Linked DNA regions of Homo sapiens: region 2 is linked to region 1. Evidence: chromatin loops called from intact Hi-C (ENCODE). Cell type or tissue: sigmoid colon. All regions are shown on one strand. Each heading gives the region's core, and the rest is flanking DNA. Links, peaks and the distances in the headings are about the cores only. Region 1 overlaps NID1 (nidogen 1). Region 2 overlaps NID1 (nidogen 1).

Evidence for each region. Peaks named below come from ENCODE experiments on the same cell type or tissue, not always from the same donor. Only the 100,000 strongest peaks of a DNase experiment are listed, where the experiment ranks them.
Region 2: it touches region 1 in a loop (1.9-fold over the local background); 20 of 110 quality-filtered maps call a loop at or near these places.

The regions. Positions count from the first base shown.
Region 1 is chr1:236,049,313-236,057,647 of GRCh38, reverse strand. All of the region lies in intron 1 of NID1 (nidogen 1), which reads left to right. Among named protein-coding and RNA genes, the nearest start is that of NID1, 12 kb to the left of the region's middle. In sigmoid colon, for the core only: no CTCF peak of the experiment used is centred there; a DNase peak (open chromatin) is centred at 4,857; H3K4me3 peaks cover 689 bases.
Region 2 is chr1:235,997,580-236,005,914 of GRCh38, reverse strand. The region is part of intron 12 of NID1 (nidogen 1); the gene reads left to right. Among named protein-coding and RNA genes, the nearest start is that of LINC02768, 29 kb to the right of the region's middle. RefSeq lists enhancers at 3,755-4,463, 6,429-6,498, 6,539-6,588, 5,490-6,689. In sigmoid colon, for the core only: no CTCF peak of the experiment used is centred there; DNase peaks (open chromatin) are centred at 3,944 and 4,505; H3K27ac peaks cover 2,386 bases.

The sequences.
Region 1 (8,335 bases), core at 131-8,130:
CGGCTCACTGCACCCTCAGCCTCCTGAGTAGCTGGGATTACAGGTGTGCATGACCACGCCCGGCTAATTTTTGTAATTTTAGTAGAGACAGAGTTTCAGCATGTTGGCCAGGCTGGGCTCAAACTCCCGACCTCAGGTGATCCGCCCGCCTCAGCCTCCCAAAGTGCTGGGATTACAGGTGTGAGCCACCACGCCCAGCTGAGGAGGTTTTCAAGAAGGAGGGAATCATAGATCCAAAAGCATGTAGTGTTAACTAGGAGAGACACCATGGAGAGTTTGGAGAATTAAAAGCAATCTAAAATTTTTTTCTGGCACATTTCTCCTCTAGCCTTTTACTCACCAACATTCATAAAAACTAAAGTGCGATCCCATAATCCATGTACTTTTTTGAGATGGATTCTCTCTCTGTCTCCCAGGCCGGAGTGCAGTGGCACAGTCTCAGCTCACTGCAGGCTCCACCTCCCGGGTTCAAGCGATTCTCCTGCCTCAGCCTCCTGAGTAGCTGGGATTACAGGCACCCACCACCACGCCTGGCTAATTTTTGTATTTTTAGTAGAGACGGGATTTCACCATATTGGTCAGGCTGGCCTCAAACTCCTGACCTCAGGTGATCCACCTGCCTTGGCCTCCCAAAGTGCTGGGATTATAGGCATGAGCCATCGTGTACTTTTTAAACTAGTACAAATGTAGTGAACAGAAAGTGATACTGGTAACTGCCGTGCAATACTTACGCTTCATGTTTTTGTTTTTTTTTTTCCTGGACTCAGGGCACTGTATGGGGTGCCTCAGGCTCTGTAACTTTTGATTAGTTTTAATTACAAAATCTGCTTTTACCAGCACCACCTTCTGCTCATTAATGTGGTCTAATGTGCCCAGTGCAACTAACACTCCTGTGTCCCTGGGAGGGGAGTGGCAGTGGTAGGAAAGTCTGGGGAAGGAAGAAATTCAAAGACCATGAAGGGTGGACGTAGAGAGTGGAATGGTGGTTACCAGAGGCTGGGAAGGGTAGGGTATGGGACGAAAAGAGGTTGGTTAATGGGTACAAACATACAGTTCGATAGAAGGAATAAGTTCTAGTGTTTGGTAGCAGAGTAGAGTGACTATAGTTAACCAATATTGTATATTTCAAAATAGTTAGAAAAGAAGATTTGAAATGTTCCCAATGCAAAGAAAGATAAATGTTTGAGACGGTGAATTTCCTAATTATCCTGATTTGATCATTACACATTGTATGTATGCATGTATCAAAATATATACTCCACGTGTACCCCATAAATATGTACAAATATGATGCATCAATACAAATAAAATAATAAAGTGGGTCTTCACGAACACAAAAAGACAGTGAAGGAGTCCCTCTTCTTAATTTTTGCTTTTGTTGCTTGTGCTTTTGGTGTCATGTCCAAAATGTAATTGTCAAGATCAATATCAAGGAGTTTTTCCTTATTGTTTTCTTCTAGGAGTTTTATAGTTTCAGGTTTTACATTTAATTCTTCAATCCATTGCGAGTTAATTTCTATGAGTGCTATAAAATAGGGGTCCATTTTCATTCTTTTGCAGGAGGATATCCAATTTTCCCAGCACTGTTTATTGGAGAGACTACCTTGTCTCATTGTGTGTTCTTGGTGGCCCTGTCAAACACTAGTTGACCGTAAATGTGTGGGTTCACCTCTAGGCTCTCAGTTCTGTCCCGTTGATCTATCACGGCTATCTGTAATAGCTTTGCTAACCAACTTGATTGTGCTATTCATTTCACAACATATACCTGTATCAAATCGCGTTGTACACCCTAAACTTATACACTTTTGTTTATCAGTTATACCTCAATAAACCTGGAAAAACAAAACCAAATAAAAACAAGGACAATGAGCCACAGGCCCTACTGACAGAGAACGTTAGTCTTGGCTTATCTATTAGAGCCATTTGCCTTTCTTTGCTGAACTTCAGATCAATCAGGTTTGTTGTATGTTTTTTTTTTCTATTTTTATTTTTTGAGATGGAGTCTCACTCTGTTACCCAGGCTGGAGTGCAGTGGCGTGATCTTGACTCACTGCAACCTCCACCCCCCGGATTCAAGTGATTCTCATGCCTCAGCCTCCCCAGTGGCTAGAATTACAGGTGTGATTAGCCACTGCACCAGACCTGTTATATGTTTTTAAAAAATAAACTTTTATTATGAAAAATTTCAAATATACTCAAAAATATAATGAACTCCCATGTATCCATTACCAGCTCCAACAAGTACCAATTTGAGACTAATCTTCTTTCATTGATGTCCTCACTTATTCCTAATGTTCCCTCCCCATCCCCAAACTGAATTATTATTATTATTATTATTATTTTTGAGATGGAGTCTTGCTCTGTCGCCCAGGTTGGAGTGCAGTGGTGTGGTCTTGGCTTACTGCAAGCTCCACCTCCCGGGTTCCCGCCATTCTCCTGCCTCAGCCTCCCGAGTAGCTGGGACTACAGACACCCGCCACCACGCCCGGCTAATTTTTTGTATTTTTAGTAGAGACGGGGTTTCACCGTGTTACCCAGGATGGTCTCGATCTCCTGACCTCGTGATCCACCCACCTCGGCCTCCCAAAGTGCTGGGATTACAGGCGTGAGCCACCGCACGCGGCCCTGAATTATTTTTAAGCAAATCCCAAATATTTTATCGTTTTGTAAATGTTTCAGATGTGCCTCAGAAGAAAAGACTCTTTAGGCCGAGCACAGTGGCTCATACCTGTAATCCCAGCACTTTGGGAGGCTGAGGCGGGCGGATAGCTTGAGCTCAGGAGTTCCAGACTAGCCTGGCCAACATGGTGAAACCCTGTGTCCACTAAAAATATACAAATTAGCCAGATGTGGTGGCACACACCTGTAGTCCCAGCTACTCGGGAGGCTGAGGCAGGAGAATTGCTTGAATCCAGGAGATAGAGGTTGCAGTGAGCCGAGACTGCACCACTGCACTCCAGCCTGGGTGACAGAGCGAGACTCTGTCTCAAAAAAAAAAATTCTTTAAAAAAACAAAATAGTAAAATCATGATCATACTTTAAGAAATGATAATAATTCCTTAATATTGTCCAATATGCAAATGGTTTCATGAAATGTTTTATTTTGCTTTTCAGGTGATTGGTTTAAATCAGGGCCCAGACAAAGCCCACACATTACATTTGGTAGATGTGTCTCTTAGGACTTTTGTTTTGAGATGGAGTTTTGCTCTTGTAGCCCAGTATGGAGTGCAATGACGCAGTCTCGGCTCACTGTAACCTCCACCTCCCAGGTTCAAGCGATTCTCCTGCCTCAGCCTCCCAAGTAGCTGGGATTACAGGCACCTGCTACCTCACCCAGCTAATTTTTGTATTTTTAGTAGACACAGGGTTTCACCATGTTGGCCGGGCTGCTCTCAAACTCCTGACCACAGGTGATCTGCCAGCCTTTGCCTCCCAAAATACTGGGATTATAGGAGCAAGCCACCTCGCCTAGCCATCTCTTAGAATTTTTAAAATCTATAGGTCCTCCCCTAACCCCAGCTCTTTTTTTTCTTTAAAATTTATTTGTTCAAGAAACTAGATATTTCTCCATTTTAGTGCTTTATATTCTGGATTTTGCTGATTGCATCCCATTGTGTCCATTAGCATGTTCTTCTGTCTCCTGTATTTCCTGTAAACTGGCAGTTAGATCTGGAGACATGACTGAATTCAAGTTATGCACTTTTTATTTATTTTATTTTAGTAATTGGCATTTTACTCCAGTGGCAAGAACGGCAGTAATGCACAGTTCTCTGACCCTTCATATCACTTACAACTGAGCTCACCCTCAGGCCTTATTTCTAAAATAACCTGGGTGCACAGGTCTTATCCTGCTTTGAACCTGCCTGTCCCCTATATTGGAGGAAGTCAGGAAGTGGGGAGACTCATATGTATCAGACCATGTGTAAGCTCTGGAACTACTGTGGTGACCAAGACAAATGGAGTCCCTGACCGTGAAGAAATGACCACATAGTGGGGAGAGAAGCCAGAACCTACAAATAGGCAGGAAGAAGACATATCAGGGGCTGGGGGTGTGAGGGAAGGGAAAAAAGAGTGAGTGGAAGGAGCTTCCACTGGAGGGGATGCCAGGAAGCTCTCTGAGAAGGCACTGTTTCAGCTGAGGAATAAGGATAAGAAGGGACAGTCATGTGACTAACGAGGTGGTGGGGTTGGGCGGGGGCGTGCTGTTGGTAGCTGAGATGGAGAAAGTGCCATATACAGTAGCTTCTCACTTAACATTGTGGATAGGTTCTTGGATACTGTGGCTTCAAGCTAAACATGCATAACTAAACCGATTTGACTGTCGGGTAATTGACAGAAACAACATTTAAGTTCCTATGGCTTATTTCTGGTCAGAAACACATCACCAAACTTCCCATGAAGCCCAAAACACTTCTAGTATTAAACATTGAAATAAATAAATGTGAGCTCTACATACATTTAAGATGAATAAAAACAACCAAGATATTATTTACCCAATTTTTGATGAATCAGTGAATAATGGAGGTCATGATGGTAGTGGGTTCAATCAGGGAAGAAATGTTTGCAAAGCAACATTGTCAACACTTCTGACCCACGAAGTTCAAAAACAAACAATCACAAATCCGGCAGCTTGCCGAGTACTTTTGTTGGTGTATAATTCATTGGTGCATAATTTATTGGTGTGATTACTCGTACTTGATACATTTTCATTCTGTGATCATTTGTATTCATTCATTCATTCATTCATTCATTTTCCAGCTGCTTATTCCAGTTCAGAGAGGAGGGTGGCCAGAGCCCATCCCAGCAGCTCAGTGTGCCAGGCAGGAGCCACCCTGGACAGGTTGCTGTCCTATCACAAGGGGGCTCCCACACACCCACACTCACTCACAGTCGGACAGTTTAGACATGCCAGTTCACCCGACTTTGGCATAGCTTTGGGATGTGGAAGGAAACCAGAGTACTCAGAGAAAAGCCATGCAGACATGGGGAGAACACGGACACCCCACACAGACGGTGGCTCCAGCAGGGAATAGATTTTTTTTTTCTCATCAACGTTATAACAAAACAACGTTGAATGCAATGAAGTTATTTGAGGACCTGCTGTAGTTGGAGACAGGACATGCAGCGTGGGTGGTGAGAAAGAGGAAGGAACCAGGACCCACTTCCAGGTTTCCTGGCTTCACCAACTGAGCGAATATTGGTGATGGCCTGGGCATCAGTGGTCACATGGGCCCGAGGACTCCCCGGCCCAGTGCCCTTGGGGATTGTGCCTGAGTCTGTGCCTCCTCCTGCCTGAGTGCCTGTGTCCTTTCCCTTTTTGCTCCCTGCCCTTCTGCTGTTGAATTGTCCAATGGTACTTTCAAAAGATGGAGAAAAGGAACAAGGCTGATAGGAGCATCGTGCATTTGACAGACTTTGCAAAATGAGACTTGCACCCAAGTGGACGGGAATATTTTTCATCAACTTTGCTATTAACTGTTACTTCCAGGAAAATGAAGTTTACAAGGGAGAAGTTTAAAGCTAAGAATCCAGTGAAACTTCTGGCTGTTCTGCACATTACATTTATCTTTGAAGTCATCCTTCTTCATTATCACAGACGATCGAGCTGAATGTTCAGTAAAATTAGCTGAAAAATAATTTTCCAATGCAAATACTAATGAGGGTTATATGACCGTTGTCCAAAGCATTTGCAGTGCTGCATGACATTTGTCCTAAAACCTGACTCTTAAAACATTCCTTGTGAAAATAGAAATATTCCCATGCCTAGATTCCAAATAATAAAAGACACTGAGAGTGTTTTCAAAATTAATGGACTGATTTAAATTTCACTGGAAAGCAGCTTTTTAAAACTAAATTGTCTGGATGTGGCCTCCCTGTGATCACTTCCAACTGCTTACTGCCAACTTCTGGCGGCTCGAGAGAGTGAGCCGTTTCCCACGCTCCCACACGGCAGCTCCCTGGGATGCTTGTGCTGGGAGATGTTTGGGTCCCTGGAAGGGAGACAGAGGGACCGGCTGGAAGAAGCCCCGTGTCTGACTCCCTTCTCCACAGCCTGCCAGTATCTTCTAGAAAAGCCTTGCTGGTGCCGGGTGATGATGGAAAATATGTCACCCAAAGAGTTAATAGCCCATAACATGTGGTTAAAAGAGAAAGTTTTGTTAAGTCTGCATTTCACTCCCAGAGCCCTGGTTCCAATCCTCACCTGGGTGCCAATCGGTTCTGCACATTGAACCTTTTTATTAATAGCAAGTTTTTGGCATGTTTAGAGTTTGGTCTTTAGTTCCTCTCTTTTTTTCTGCCCCTGCACTCTCCTCTAGTAATGAAGTGTGAAGTGACTGAGGGATAAGACTCTGGGAGGAGGAGGAGGGAGGGGAGGGGGAGGGGCAGGGGGAGGGGGAGGGAAATAAGTGGCCTGGAAAATCCACTGGCCTTCTAACAACTGAGGGTTGCTATTCTGGATTCGTGTTTTTCCAATCTGCAGCCCTTAAAGAGCAAAATAAAGTGCCATTTGCAAAATCTCTCCCTTTTGATTAGGGAATCTTCTTCTTTCTCTCTTTTTTTTTCGAGACACTCTTGCTCTGTTGCCTAGGCTGGAGTGCATCATCAGTGCAATCTCGGCTCACTGCAGCCTCTGCCTCTTGGGCTCAAGCAATTCTCCTGCCTCAGTCTCCCAAGTAGCTGGGACTGCAGGCACTTGCCACCATGCCCAGCTAATTTTTTTTTTGTATTTTTAGTAGAGACGGGGTTTTGCCATATGGGCCAGGCTGGTCTCGAACTCCTGGCCTCAAATGATCCACCCACCTCCGCTTCCCAAAGTGTTGGGATTACAGGCGTGAGCCTCTGCACCCAGCTAGGGGATTTTTTTCTTTCAATTCACAGATTATCTAAGGAAAACTATCACTGGCTTGGTCTTCCATGTCATCAGTGGATTGTGCACTAACAAGAAAGTGAGAGGGTGTTAGACTTCACTGGTGAGCCTGAGTGCCCCCACTCCAAGGGGCTGTTTGCCACAGTATCTCAGGGGCCCTCTTCCCATTTTCTCAAGGAGCATGGGTTTTAGCTGAGTAAGAACAGTGATATCTTTTTTTTTTTTTTGAAATGGAATTTCTCTCTTGTTGCCCAGGCTGGAGTGCAATGTGCAGTCTTGGCTCACTGCAATCCCCACCTCCCAGGCTCAAGCGATTCTCCTGCCTCAGCCTCCTGAGTAGCTGGGATTATAGGCGTGCACCACCATGTCCGGCTAATTTTGTATTTTTATTAGAGACAGGGTTTCACCATGTTGGTCAGGCTGGTCTCGAACTCCTGACCTCAGGTGATCCACCCGCCTCAGCCTCCCAAAATGCTGGGATTACAGGCGTGAGCCACCACACCTGGCCAGTGATATCTTTTAATAAGCAGTTATAACTGATTTCAAGAAGGCAATTCATGAAGTAATTAAAAGGACTGATTTTGGAAAAGGACCAATTTTGGAGTCGGACTCCGTGGGTTCAAATCCCAGTGTTGCCACTTATTCCTTGGTAACTTTGGACACATTGATGAATTTGCCTAATTTTCCCCATCAGAAAAATATAGATATTAGTAGTACTTAGTCTTTTTTTTTTTTTTTTCCCCTGAGATGAAGTCTTGCTCTGTTGCCCAGGCTGGAATGCAGTGGTGCAATCTTGGCTCATTGCAACCTCCGCTTCCTGGGTTCAAGTGATTCTCCTGCCTCAGCCGCCCGAGTAGCTGGGATTTGGTGCCCGCCATCACGCCCGGCTAATTTTTGAATTTTTAGTAGAGATGGTGTTTCACCATGTTGGCCAGGCTGGTCTTAAACTCCTGACCTCGCGATCTGCCCACCTCGGCCTCCCAAAGTGCTGAGATTACAGGTGTGAGCCACCACGCCCGGCCAGTAGTACCTAGTCTTAAGAGGTTCTTCTGAGCATTAGACATTAGTAAAAATGCCTGGAATATGGTGAGTATTCAGTAAATATTAGCTATTATCCTGACACATTAAACTTTAAAATAATTAGTGATACCATAATGCCCCATACAGATTTGCTTCTTGATGCTATATTGTGTCATCATCTCTTTGTGTCAGTCCTTTCCCTTATCCTTCTGGATTGTGGATTTCTTAAAAGGTGGGGGCTGGACCTTAACCATTTTTCTTTTCTTTCTTTTTCTTTTTTGAGACAAGGGTTCACCCTGTCACCCAGGCTGGAGTGCACTGGCGTGATCATGGCTCACTGCAGCTTTGACCTCCCGGGGCTTAAGCCATCCTCCCAGCTCAGCCTCCCAAGTAGCTGGAACTACAGGCCCGAGCTACCAAGCCTGGCTAATTTTTGGTATTTTTGTG
Region 2 (8,335 bases), core at 140-8,139, 52 kb after region 1:
TTAAGTCAGAGTGGTTCCTGTTACTTTAGTTAAAGAACTTTGACAGTGAGGGCACTGTGCACATTTATGATGATATTATTACTATTAGAAAGTGCAGGCTGGATAATTAGCTACTATGCTCTGTACAGAAGTTAGTTGATGTTTATGGATTTTTGTTCATTTTAAAATTCAGATAAGCTATGTTTTTGACCACTTTTCCTTTCTGATGTGTCTTCATTAAAGAATGCCTCCCTAAAATAATATGAATAGATATCTACTACATCAAACAGTAGTTTAAAGAAGTGAAATTTTTATCTAGTGGAAGGGGTAATACTAAAGTAATAATAGCTAACACTTATATAGCACATAATTTTTGCCCAGTATTGTTTTAAAAATAGCAAAATGTAAGGTAAATTAGAAGAAATCTTTTTAGTAAAAGAAATTTTCTGTCAAAGTGTATGGCATATGAATCATTTTGCAATCAGAAAAAACAGACAGTTGGTTCAAATATCTTGAGAGTTGTGTCTTACAAAATTACGATCGTGTGTTATTTATGCTTTCCAAAAGCAGTTGTTTAGGTTCTTGTGTTTAGACTGCCAGTAAATATGCTTTCAGCAGAACAAAACACTCTTGCATCTTCAAAAATAAAAAAAAAAAGCATTGCAATTTGCTTTTGAGATTTCCTGGCTCTCTCCCCACCCCCCGCCTATATCTGGGCCTTCTCTTACCTGGTCTCTGCTTACATTTTTTTGTTTGTTTGCTTTTGTTTTCTTGAGATGGTGTTACCCAGGCTGGAGTGCAGTGGTATGATCTCAGCTCACTGCAACCTCCACCACCCAGGTTCAAACAATTCTCCTGCCTCAGCCTCCCGAGTAGCTGTGACTCAGGCGCACGCCACCATTCCCAGCTAATTTTGTATTTTTAGTAGAGATGGGGTTTCACCGTGTTGGCCAGGCTGGTCTCGAACTCCCAACCTCACTGATTTGCCCACCTCAGCCTCCCAAAGTGTTGGGATTACAGGCGTGAGCCACCGTGCCGGGCTCCATCCTGCTTAAGTTTGATCCCACTCTCAGCACTGTCTTCCCAGTGTGATGCCCTGACAGCCCGGTCAATTTCCTAGGGTCTAGCTCTTCTAGCCCCTTTAGTTTTTAACTTTTTTTTTTTTTTTTTTTTTGAGACAGAGTCTCGCTCTGTTGCCCAGGCTGGAGTGCAGTGGCATGATCTCGGCTCACTGCAAGCTCCGCCTCCCGGGTTCACACCATTCTCCTGCCTTAGCCTCCCGAGTAGCTGGGACTACAGGCGCCCGCCACCACGCCTGGCTAATTTTTTGTATTTTTAGTAGAGACAGGGTTTCACCGTGTTAGCCAGGATGGTCTCTATCTCCTGACCTCCTGATCCACTCGCCTTGGCTTCCCAAAGTGCTGGAATTATAGGCATGAGCCACCGCGCCTGGCTTAGTCTTTAACTTAAAGGAAGAAAAACCCTCCCAGTTTTGCTGCTGTTTTTACATTGGCCTGCAGTGCCTTCTAGAGTGCCTGTTAGCGCTGGGGCTTTCCTGTTCCCACACTGTGAGATGCTCTGCCCCTTTCCTCTGCTGTCTGCCACACAAAGATGACAAGTTGGTGGTGTGTCCCTTCACCCTTCCTTATCACCGTGTTGCTTTGTAAATGCTACCCATGGGCTATGGATTTTGTTACCTAGTTAATCCATCTGGAACTGGACTCTAAAAAGTAAGCTCCTGCATTCTTCCAGAGTCTCTCATTCTCTCTCTAACCACTGCAGTCAGCTTCTTTCCCCACCACAACACCCAAACTGCTCTCGTAAAAGTCAGCAACAACCCTCCCTTTGTTAGATCTGAGGCCTCATTTCTTTTTCTTTTCTTCTTGTTTTTTTTTTTTTTTTTGAGACAGAGTCTCACTCTGTCATTCAGGCTGGAGTGCAGTGGCGCAATCTCTGCTCACTGCAACATCTGCCTCCAGGGTTCAAGCGATTCTTGTGCCTTGGTCTCCTGAGTAGCTGGGATTACAGGTGTGTGCCACCACGCTTGGCTATTGTTGTTGTTGTTTGGGACAGGATCTCACTCTGTTGCCCAGGCTGGAGTGCAGTGGCTGCATCTCAGCTCACTGCAGCCTCCACCTCCCGGGTTCAAGCAATCCTCCCACCTCAGCCTCCTGAGTAGCTGGGATTACAGGTGCTTGCCATCAAGCCAGGCTAATTTTTGTATTTTTAGTAGAGACGGGGTTTCACCATATTTGCCAGGCTTGTCTCGAAATCCTGGCCTCAAGTGATCTGCCCACCTCTGCCTCCCAAAGTTCTGGGATTACAGGTGTGAGCCATCGTGCCTGGCCTGAGGCCTCATTTCTTGATAGCACTTGGCACAATTGGTCTCGCCCTCCTTCCTGAAACACTTTCTTCATTTGGTATCCAGGACAACACACCTCAGGGTTTTCTGCATTTCTGGCTGGTGCACGTCACTGCTGGTACGATTAGCCCCATTGAATGCATGAAGATATGGGGGTTAGAGAGACTAGATAATTTGTCCAAGGCATCCAACTAACTAGTAGCATAGCCAGGACCAATAGTTAAATATTTCTTAAGCATCTCTTGTGTGCCTGTCACTGTGCTTGACACATGAACAGTAAAACGTCTCCACCCTGGAGGAGTCTGCACTGTAACTGGGCAGGAAAAGGGAATACTTGAAATTAGTAGTGAATAACTACCGGTCGTTCACTAGGAGTGACAACTACCAGTCGTTCACTAGGAGTGACAACTACCAGTCGTTCACTAGGAGTGACAACTACCAGTCGTTCACTAGGAGTGACAACTACCAGTCGTTCACTAGGAGTGACAACTACCACTCGTTCACTAGGAGTGATAACCAGTGATAACTAGCAGCAGGAAGCAGAGATGCAGGTGGGCTAAAAAAGCTGGGGAGAGTGAGAGAGGGAGGATTTGCACTCAGCCTTGAAGGACAGGTGAGATTTGAATAGGAGACAGGGAGGAATAATGAGGAGGAGGGGCAGTCAGGCAAATGGGGGAGTTGATGTTGAGGAGGGTCCAAACCAGGCCACCCAAAGGCTTGACAAGCTCCCGGTCTTGATGTCTGTGGCCACGTCTGACCGCCACCTCCTTCCCTTGTGACTCTCACATGGCCTCGTTTCCAAATCCGCGGAGTGATCGCTGAGCCTGTGGTTCCTCCATCCCTTCTTTTTCTTGAAGTCCTCTCTAACCTAACCCCAGGAAGCACAAAGGCAACCGTCCTCACCAATGCTTGGAATTTCTTGACTTCCTATCCGTCTGCACTCTCAGCCTGCAAAGCTCTTGTCTTAAGTCCGTTCAGCCACTGCGCCTAGGCTGCTGTGGCTGGGTGTATTGGACACACCGCAGATTTATCGTCATTTTTTGTTTGTTTGTTTGTTTGTTTGTTTGTTTTTAGACAGAGTCTCGCTCTGTTGCTCAGACTGGAGTGCAGTGGTGCCATCTCGGCTCACTGCAACCTCCGCCTCCCGGGTTCAAGCGATTCTCCTGCCTCAATCTCCCGAGTAGCTGGGATTACAGGCATGTGCCACTGCGCCTGGCTAATTTTTGTGTTTTTAGTAGATACGGGGTTTCACCATGTTAGCCAGGCTGGTCTCAAACTCCTTGCCTCAGGTGATCTGCCTGCCTCATCTTTCCAGAGTGCTGGGATTACAGGCGTGAGCCACCGCGCCCAGCCTGATTTATTGTCTTTAATGTCAGCCAAGCCCTTGACCAAGGCAGGTGTGGTGCTCTTCCTCTCTGTCCCATAGCAGCCTGTCCAGACCACAGCCAGCCGCTTCTCCCACTGTGCCACTGACCAGGGCCCTCATCTTTTGCACTAGCCTGTACAATCAAGGACTCTCCTATTTAGCCCTTGCAGGGCGCCTGGCTGATGGCAGCTTTCACTAAATGCTTATAACACTAGTGAGTAAGTGCTTCACGTGTCCATGGGGCTCTTGACCTGAAGCGTATGATGACTACAGTGATTTTAAAAGCCCTGCTGTGGTAGAATTTTGGGAGAGGAAGGCAGCTGGGAGCCAAGAGCTGCTCCAGGAAACAGGTGTGATGAAACTCAACAATGCAGTTTCACACTGTGACAGAAGAGACTGCACACAGAGGAGGAGTGCAAGCTCTCTTCCATGCTGGTTTACGACCTTTCTGTTTTCCCTTCTTTGTTTGCCTTTTCCTAACTGCGAGTTCAGTGCCCCTCCCTGGCCATTCGTCTTCCTCTCTAGCCCTGTGAGAATGGGGGTAAATGTTGGGAAGGGACATGAAGAGAGTTCATAAGTAAAGAAAGCTGTTATCACCGTTATTGCTGTTGCTATCACTATTATTAGTAGTGTTGTTCTTAGTGGCCCCTAGGAACATGAGGATGAAGACCATGTCAGATGGACATTGCCCCCTTGACTTGTAAATTCTCCTTCTTGGAAATTTGGCAGTCTTGCTTGGACTAACAAGTGTCTATTTGGCAGTGAATGAGATGGGGCTATAAGCCAGCAAAATCTCAAAGCCAGGCTGGGCGTGGTGGCTCAAGCCTGTAATCCCAGCACTTTGGGAGGCCGAGGCGGGTGAATCACGAGGTCAGGAGTTCGAGACCAGCCTGGCCAACATCATGAAACCCCGTCTCTACTAAAAATACAGAAAATTAGCTGGGCGCAGTGGCAGGCGCCTGTAATCCCAGCTACTTGGGAGACTGAGGCAGGAGAATCGCTTGAACCCGGGAGGCAGAGGTTGCGGTAAGCTGAGATTGCACCACTTCACTCCAGGCCGGGCGACAGTGATATTCTGTCTCCAAAAAAAAAAAAAAAAAATCTCAAAGCCAGCAGAGACCAGGGACTGTTCACTGCACCTGAGTGACCTTGTCCAGAGATGTGTGTCCCAGAGGTGCATGCTCAGAACCCGTGTAGGCCCTGGGAGTAGCTGCCTCTGTAGTGGGGCGTGGACTCTGTGCAGGAAGATGCTGAATAAATAGCACCTTCCCAAACAAGTTCCATTCTGAGTAGCCCATGGGTTCTCCCACGGTTGCATGTCGTCTCTTTCCAGAGAGTCTTGACATCTGTGAGCACCTCCCCTCTCTCCACTCTATTGAGTATATGAGAGGCTACAATTGTCATTTATTTGAATGAACACAGAGAAACCAATTTAATCAAGCAAGGGAATGGAATGCAAATCCAAGGTCAAGAATGTACTTTCTTCTTAGTTCTCCTTCTTGTAAACCAAAAAGTATCTGAGACAGGTCTCAATCAATTTAACAATTTATTTTGCCCAAGTTAAGGAGATGCCTGTGACACAGCCTCAGGAGGTCCTGATGTCGTATGCCCAAGGTGGTCAGGCTACAGCTTGGTTTTATAGATCTTAGGGAGACATAAGACATCAATCAATACAGGTAAGATGTATGTTGGTTTGGTCCAGAAAGGTGGGACAACTGGGAGCCAAGTGTAGGAGGGAGAGCTTCCAGGTCATAGGCAGATTCAAAGATTTTCTGATTGTCAATTGGTTGAGTTATTATCTAAAAACCTGGAACCAATAGAAAGGAATGTCTGGGTTATGATAAGGGCTTGTGGAGACCAAGGTTTAGTCATGCAGATGAAGCCTCCAGGTAGGCGGCTTCAGAGAGAACAGATTGTAGATGTTTCTTATCAGACTTAAAGAGTCTGTTCTGCCAGGTTTTGTTGTTGCTGTTGTTGTTGTTGTTGTTTTAATTGAGATAGAGTCTCGCTCTGTCACCCAGGCTGGAGTGCAGTGGCGCAATCTCAGCTCACTGCAACCTCCACTCCCTGGGTTCAAGAGATTCTCGTGCCTCAGCCTCCCAAATAGCTAGGATTACAGGCGCCCATCACCACGCCCAGCTAATTTTTGTATTTTTAGTAGAGATGGGGTCTCACCACATTGGCCAGGCTGGTCTCAAACTCCTGACCTCAAGTGATCCACCCGCCTCAGCCTCCCAAAGCGCTGGGATTACAGGCGAGAGCCACAGGGCCCGGCCTGTTCTTTCAGTCTTAAGGTCCATGTTGATGTTAATGGTAATGAGACGTGGCCAACCCTCCCCTTCCTCTCATGGCCTGAAGTAGTTTCATAGGTTGACTTTGGAATGCCCTCGGCTGAGAGGAGGGGTCCATTCCGATGGTAGGCGGACTTGGAATTTTATTTTTGGTTTACACTCTGTTTCATTTTCCTCTCATTCTCTTTGTCCCCCCACCTTGAGAAAAGTCACCCCAGACTTCCTGCCACTCCTCAGATAAGTATCAGGTCTTGAATGCTTTCTTCCCTAGCAGCTCGAACTAGATGAGTAAGAAGACGCTTGTCTGAGTCATCAATGTATCAACCAGAAACAAGCTCAGGAAATGCGTCTTTAGCATCCCCACTACCCCCACCCCATCCACCAGGCCTTTAATGGAAAGTTTCCCATGGGGGCCAGGGACACTCAGCAGGGGACTCTCCCTAGAGCCCCTGGGCTGCTCCCACTGTCTGCTGGCCCAGAAAGTCCACCGAGATCACAGCTTTTTATAAACTCACTTGAGATTCTATTTCCTGAGTACAGTTGAGGTTCCCCCTCCTTTTTACAAGTTCAAGATACAGTACTTCAAAGTTCCACTGTAAATTCTAGAGCCCTTGAGATTTTCTATGCTGACCAAATACTTTGTTAACACAACTCTGTCGGCCACATAAAATGGAACAACGCTTACTGCATGAAAAGTTTTGTTTGGTTGACAGCACACAGGACACCAGTTTTGTTTTCTAACTGGAAAAGCACCACCACATGCAGATGTGATTGGTAGGAAAATGGGGCTCTGGATGCACAGGTAATTTTGGTGAATGAGCTAAGGTACTGTGTGTACATCGCTGTTGTCGTAACAGGTTCAATGTGAGGGAGCCGTCTAAGCACTGGCAATGTGGACGCCAGATGCCAGACCAGAAGGGCGGGGCTAGACCACAAACCCAGAGACCTAGGTTCTCGTTAGAACTGAGCCACCAACCAGTGCTGTGGCCTGAAGGAGTCTCTGAGCCACCAACCAGTGCTGTGGCCTGAAGGAGTCTCAACTTCTCTGAGTTTCAGTTTTCTCATTTGGTGTAAAAACTGCAGTTGCTTATCACATAGGATTGCAATGAGAATCAAATGAAACATATCTGTGAATGGAAACAGCTTATATGAAAACTCTAAAACCCTATGCCAACGTAAAATTTTGTGGAAGTAAACACGTTTTACATTCAAGAGTGAACAAAACCAGATTTTTTTTTTTTGAGACAGAGTTTTGCTCTTGTCGTCCAGGCTGGAGTGCAATGTCACAATCTTGGCTCACTGCAACCTCTGCCTCCTGGGTTCAAATGATTCTCCAGCCTCAGCCTCCCGAGTAGCTGGGATTACAGGCACCCGCCACCACACCCAGCTAGTTTTTGTACTTTTAGTACAGACGGGGTTTCTCCATGTTGGCCAGGCTGGTCTCAAACTCCTGACCTCAGGTGATCCACCCACCTCGGCCTCCCAAAGTGCTGGGATTACAGGCGTGAACCAACGTGCCCAGCCAGACATTTTTTATTCTAACCAGATGGCTTGCTTGTATCTTTGTTTGGTGCTTCCTACTTCAAATGTTTTGTTTTGTTTTTTATATTAATTAGCCTCTGGGACAAAAGAAAAGCATGCATGGTTTTGTCTTGCTGGGTTCAACAAATACTTTTCTGGCATGCTAACTGCTTCTCACCAAGGGAGCAACCACGTTAAGCAAACCAACATGAGAACTGGCAACACAGACAAAGGTACTTCAAATATTCACTGGCAACACACTTATGGAATGTCACTGTGTCTGCTTTGCGAGGATCCAGTCGCAAATGAACATCTGGGTGCAGAGCTCGAAATGTCTCTGTGTGCCTTGTCTCGTCACCTCCCACTGACTCCTCAAACAGTCCTGTGAGATCTGTTATTACTGCCATCCCTGTTCCACTGCTGCAGGAGGCACAGCTTAATCTGTATCATTGACATGTACAAGGTGACACCAGAAGTAATGGAACTGAGGCCAGGCATGGTGGCTCATACCTGTAATCCCAGCACTTTGGGAGGCCGAGGTGGGTGGATCACCTGAGGTCAGGAGTTCGAGACCAGCCTGGCCAACATAGTGAAACCCCGTCTCTACCAAAAAAATTCAAAATTAGCCAGACATGGTGGTGGGCACCTGTAGTCTCAGCTACTCAGGAGGCTGAGACAGGAGAACTGCTTGAACCCAGGAGGCAGAGGTTGCAGTGAGCTGAGATCAGGCCACTTCACTCCAGCCTGTGCAAGACAGAGTGAGACTCTAATTTAAAAAAAAAAAAAAAAAAAAAGTAATGGAACTGAGAGTCAAAA